Regions from separate parts of the Homo sapiens genome. Here region 1 is linked to region 2. A link is a loop called in an ENCODE intact Hi-C map of the cell type or tissue named here. Cell type or tissue: A673. All regions are shown on one strand. Links, peaks and the distances in the headings refer to the core of each region. The heading gives the core; the rest is flanking DNA. Region 1 overlaps LOC105370372 (a long non-coding RNA gene). Region 2 overlaps SOX1-OT (SOX1 overlapping transcript).

Region 1 (2,900 bases), core at 142-2,641, 340 kb after region 2:
TGCAGAACTGAACTCTTCATTTTATCTGGATGAGTTTAAATGTAAACGATCTGTGTGACTGGTGACTCCCACGCTGCCCCGCGCAGCTCTGGGAGCACAAACCTCAGGACGGGTCTCTGCAGGCCCCACCTCTCCCATGAGCCCCACCTCCACGTGTGCCCGGGGCGGGTCTCCCAGCAGCACCACCTCCTCCACCCCCGAAGCTGCTTCTTAGACCAAAGGCTTGCTCCTTGCAAAAGACTGAACAGCTGCATCGTTTCCTAGGTAAGAGGCTGCATACGAAGCTTTAGAAGGCTAAACGTGGCTGGCCCGGGAAACACTGTGTTAAAAAGATGGGACTTTTTAAGAGGCCACATAGACTTGAAAAATATTTGTAATAAAATGTTTTCCAGCTAAAGATCCCACACGATGTTTTTCAACCCAGAAAGCACTCTTACTCCTTGATCCTGAATCACTGATAGAAGAGCTTTGTAAAAGGTGATTCCGACGGCCCTACCAAGCAGATGGCCGGCAGACAGCCCCGAAACACCAGGAATCCGTCCCCGGGGCTGGGTGGAGCAGGCAGGGCTGGCCGGGAGTGAGCAACCAGGTGCTGCCAATTTCACCCTGGCCACCCCTGTCCCAGGCAACGCAGGCTCCAGGAAGGGAGTTCCAGGGTTCAAGTCTCAAAGTCAGGGGCAAGATCTTTCAGCTCGTGGGGTGGTGGTGAGGGCTGACTTAGACGTCGAAAACAGTAGGTCTGAGGAAGTGAAGGAGGTAGTTAATAATAAGAACAACGGACCCCTCCGCCACTTCTGGGGGCTGACCCAGAGCCACACGTCTCATCCACCCGAAGGCGACGGCACCAGGCAGTGAGGACACACGACCGCCACCCTGTGGTCATCACGCACCCTCCAGCCCCAAGGGCAGCCCCACGCCTGCAGTGGTGAGGGGCTCCAGGAGACAGAAGCTGTGGGACCACCCACACACGCACACACACATCACACAGAGGGGGAGATTTTCAGGAACTGGTCGGGAACCTGAGAGAGTCGACACTGCCGTTCAAGTGCAGAGCTCTCTGCAGGCAGGATTCCCTCTTCTGTGGGGACCCCAGTCTTTTTCTTAAGACGTTCCGCAGAGTGGATGAGGCCCACCCACACCACAGCCAGACGACTTTTCTCAAAGTCCCCTGAATTAACATTAATTTCATAGAAAAAGTTGTTCACAGCCGCGTCCCAGGGGCGTCTGTCCAGATATCTGGGTGCCATGGCCCAGCCAGGTTGACATGAGGATTGACCATCACCTCACCCTCCCATCCTCACCCCGCTAAACACAGGGGGATTGGCGGAGAAGCCAGGATCTGTCAGTGGACAGAGCCCAGGCTGAGCCCAGAAGCTGCAGCGCCTGGGCCGGGACCTCAAGCCCTGTCCTGCACTGCCTCTCTATGGCGGGTCCGGGAATAGCAGCCTCCTTCGTCCGGGAAGTTCAGGCTCAGCTGTGCACACCTGACAGGAGGCCGCAGGGTGGCCGAGAGCCCATCCCAGACCCATGACCCCACAGCAAAGCCCTTCATGCTGCCTTGCCCCACACAGGCCCCCGTGACCTTTCCTCCCCGGCAGATGGGGCCACAGAGGAGACCCCGAAAAGATAGCCCCCCAACAGTCCCCCATTACCAAGGCCCTGTGGCTGCACCAGAGGCCATGAGAGTGGGGGCGGTGGGCAGAGCAGACTGTGAAAGGGCTTGGGAGACATGGGGCTTGGGGGTTTTGGGTGGGGGTAAAGACTGGGGTTTGGGGTCAAGCGGGGGTCTGGGACCGTGCCTCACCACGGGATCTGTGTACACAGCGATGCACCCAGCGTACGCGGGCCCTTCCCTCTGAGCCCTCGGCCCCTCATCTGCAGGATGGGTGAGCCCTGGAGAAGCGGGCAGAAGCAGAGGAGGCAGCGAACGCAGAGCATGTGGCCTGTGACTGAGCCTAGAAAGTCCGCTCGGCAACAGAGGCTGCAATCCAGAAAGCCCCCTCGGTGACAGAGGCTACAATCTAGAAAGCTCGCTCAGCGACAGAGGCTACCACCTAGAAAGCCTGCTCGGCGACAGACACTACAATCTAGACAGCCCATTTGGCGACAGTGGCTACAACCCAGACAGCCCGCTCAGCAACAGTGTCTATGATCTAGAAAGCTCCCTCGGCAACAGCAGCTGTCATCTAGAAAGCCCGCTCAGCGACAGAGGCCACAATCTAGAAAGCCTCCTCAGCGACAGCGGCTGCGACCCAGAAAGCCCTCTCAGTGACAGTGGCTATGATCGCTCGCAACTCTGGCCCCTGGCTCTGTTGGTCAAGCCTGCCACAGCCCGGAAGCCTCTGCAGCCTCCCTGTTGCTGCTGAAAAGGACGCTGGTTGGAGAAGGACCCAAGGAAGCACCGACAGATTGGGACCGGCTCGGGGCTGACTAGCCGGGAGGCTGAGAGGCTGGTGCCCAGGCTGCCCCTTGACCCTGCTGCACCAGCGCCGCCTCTGCGTTTGGTCCTGTCTCAAAGACCGAGGGGAACAACAGAGCAGGGTGGGGGTGAGGAGACTGAGGTGAACAGAGCAGGATGGGGGTGCGGAGACTGAGGTGAACGGGTGAGGAGGACTGAGGTGAACCCACCCTTGCTGGCCATTTCCGTTTCCCCACGAGGCAACATTACTTTTCAATACTGGGTAAAGGCTGTGCGACCACAGAACCACAGATGTCAGACCCCTCCCACTCTGACCAGAAAGCCCCCTTCGAGGAGCCTGAGGCTGCCCTGCCTGCGTCCGCTTCACTCGTGTCCACACTCACAGCTTCCACCCCTTGCACCCCCCATGGAGGGGGCGGCAGGCGGCCGCTCAAGGTCCGCTCCCCGTGCCCTGCCCGCCACGCCCGCCCTCCCTCCCCGG
Region 2 (2,900 bases), core at 214-2,713:
AAATTTTAAATGGTCGGGGTTCCAGAAAGGAAAATCATCCATATTAGTGCTACACTAGAACACCTATTCTTACCACAAGCATGCTGGCTGTGGAGCTTACAGAGACATGTGCACACATACATGCAGTGAATATCTAAATTTTGTTTCCTGACAGCTATGCCATTTAAGAGTTGAGGTTGATATTTCTTCACTTTCAGCCCTCTGCTCTCTACCTCATCTCATTCTTTCTGGGACCATCCTATATGCACGATTTAAAGGGAATTACCTATTACTTCAATTATTTGTTTCTTATCAACTGATGTTAAACTACAAGGATTTGCATTGAAAAGACACAAAGAAAGAGCAAGCCATGGCACGTCGCCAGATGAAAGAGTAATGTTCTGGTGAATTTAACCTAAATAATTTACTGCTATATAAAAGTGGAAAAGTGGAAGGTGAACCCTTTGACCAATAAATCTCTCCTGCCCATGAAACCCTTATCTGGTCTCCTCCAATGTATTCCACACGCGGAAGCCATCATCACGGGCTCGGGCTTGTGATTTGTAAACCTTGATCTTCTGCACTCCGTGTCCTAAATATGGATAATTAGCATCAGTTTATCACGCCTCTGCATATTTTCTCTTCTCTCCAAACATGCATGCTTCTGTTGGCTGCCATTCTGCTACAGAAGATTATGGAGACAGATTGCAGAGAGTGAATGTGCTAAACGAGATTAGGAAGGAATAGAAATAGCAACTTGGCCAATAAATTCCTCGTGAGAGCCTTATCATGCAATTACACGTTGACTTGCTTCACACTCTCCCAGCCTCTTAATCCAACACCCCCACCAGGAATGAAATTTCACTAATTTCTGAATTACTGCATATCCTCCTGACTTGTTACTGAGAGTGGTTGGAAGGAGAAACATTGCTGAAAACAACATGTAAAACTTTATCATAAAAAGCAAACTTTAACTGTCAAAATGGGCGGTATGAATTTGGAGTGTTTAAAGCATTTCAGCGTCGACGAATGGATGCACAAAGTCTTGGCATAGAGAGAGATTCAACTTTTCTTTGAGATTCACCAATTCTGCCATTGTGCCACCTTTGGGGATTCAGAACTGGCTGGGGGTGGGGGTGTTCCTTGCTCTTAAACGGGACTATCTGATGTGTTTAAACACAGGACAAAGCACCCACTGATTTTTCTGACTTCTCATTATTACTGATAACAGTCGCGATGCCTCTGGGTAATTCTGCGCAAATCACTTGACCTCTTTAAGTGTCACCTCCTCCTAGCTTAGGTGCACCCCTTCACCACCACAGCCCCTCCCGGCGCCAGCGTGCTGCAGCTTCTCATGCACATTAATGTACATAAATAGGAAAAGTCCTGCCTGTTCCGGATCTCCAAGAATGCTGTAATAGGGCATCTACAGGGGGAGCTCTCTTCTTGCTCTTCTCTGCCTGTTAATGTGATTCTCCCAGGGCTTTATAATAAGTTAGGTATTTAAAGAGGCCCATTAAACCTTTCGATCCACCAGGGGACTATTTATAGCACAGAGCAGCAGTCAGACATTGTGGTGCCCCTACAAAAGCAAGGTTCTACAGCAGGAGAAAGAAAACCTGGCAGGCCTGAACGTGTGTTTACTAGAAGGAATGGAAATCTAGCTCACATATTAAAACTTGTGCTTAATATTTGTGCTTGCAGAAAAGGAAAGGAGTCCAATTCATGGTGGCAAGAATTAATTAGCAAAAGAAATGCACAGCGATTGTAAAAAGAGTTTTACACGTAGATCATAATGTTGTCTTCACTTTCTTTCCCACAAGTAATGCCTATGCGGGTTCACTGATGAGAGGGCCCTATGAGCCATCCAGAGAAAAGCTGCCATATTTCCCTTCCAGAAGACCTGCTTGCAGGCCTTGAATTTTGAGAGGTAAAACTGGACAGCATTCACTTGATGAATAGGTATTGAGCATCTCCTCTGCACACACTGCCATGCACTGTTGCAGGACCATGGGGTGAAACAGCAGGAGGAAGGAGCCCTGCCCTGGAGGAGCTGGCCACGGGGAGAAAGCCGCCCCGATGTTGTTGCCCACCTGCTTGCCTTCTGCAAGCTGGTTGCTTTTCTACTGGCTGCCAAGAATCTCCTTTTTTGGAAAGAAAGCCAGCCTGGAACCCTCATTTACCTTGATTGGGAGGGAGGGACCCAAGGCCTGGGAGGCAGCCCTGGGAGGCACTGGTCTGAAGGGCTAGACCCTTGGTAAGAACCTCTGGAAGAACGCCTGTCTTCCGGAACCAGACAGGGAGGCGTGCAACGGGGTGGGGTGGGGGGTACTCCCAGCTGCAGGCACCTCTACTCCTAACTATCTGCAAGAGGACACACACACACACACACCCTGGGTGTCAGAGAAGTCCTCCCTTCCCTGTACCTCCTCCTTCCCAAGCCCCTGAAATCCAGAAGTGCCTGTTTCCAGGCGCCAGCCCTGCTGAGTGGATGTGGGGATGGAGGTCACTGGAGGCCCAGGGCTGGTTTGTTGTTTTTGTTTCCTGTTAGGAGTACTGTGAAGGCTTTGCAGGGCTAGTTTTGGGAAATCTTAGGTTTGGCTTCATCTGACTCCTCTACTGGAGCGAGGCGTGCAGCCAAGCCTGCTTAGACCTCCCCAGGCCACGGGCCCGCGGCAGCCCAGCTCAGCACCTGCAGGCGGGGGGACCGCGCGCTTGGCTCGAAGACCCCGCCCTGGGCAGGGGACAGAAAATATGAAATCAGATGGGGAGTTATGAATAACTGTCCTCCCCTCCCCTCTGCCGTGTTTCCTGAATCCGTACGCTATGCAGGAGGGGGGCGGGGGCGGGGGCGCGGGGAGGAGGAGGGGGCCGTTTGCCATTAATCTGGGAACAAGCGGCTAACCTCGGTGACTGGTATT

The links. A loop is a pair of places that touch in the nucleus more often than their neighbours do. Peaks named below come from ENCODE experiments on the same cell type or tissue, not always from the same donor. Only the 100,000 strongest peaks of a DNase experiment are listed, where the experiment ranks them.
Region 1: it touches region 2 in a loop (5-fold over the local background); 7 of 110 quality-filtered maps call a loop at or near these places.

Annotation. Positions count from the first base shown.
Region 1 is chr13:112,442,747-112,445,646 of GRCh38, forward strand. All of the region lies in intron 2 of LOC105370372 (a long non-coding RNA gene), which reads right to left. Among named protein-coding and RNA genes, the nearest start is that of SPACA7, 68 kb to the left of the region's middle. In A673, for the core only: CTCF peaks have their summits at 853 (motif pointing left), 1,422 and 1,629 (motif pointing right); DNase peaks (open chromatin) are centred at 865 and 1,395; H3K27me3 peaks cover 692 bases.
Region 2 is chr13:112,101,027-112,103,926 of GRCh38, forward strand. All of the region lies in intron 3 of SOX1-OT (SOX1 overlapping transcript), which reads left to right. Among named protein-coding and RNA genes, the nearest start is that of LINC00404, 4.2 kb to the right of the region's middle. RefSeq lists an enhancer at 2,652-2,900. In A673, for the core only: a CTCF peak has its summit at 1,414; DNase peaks (open chromatin) are centred at 735 and 1,435; H3K27ac peaks cover 1,862 bases.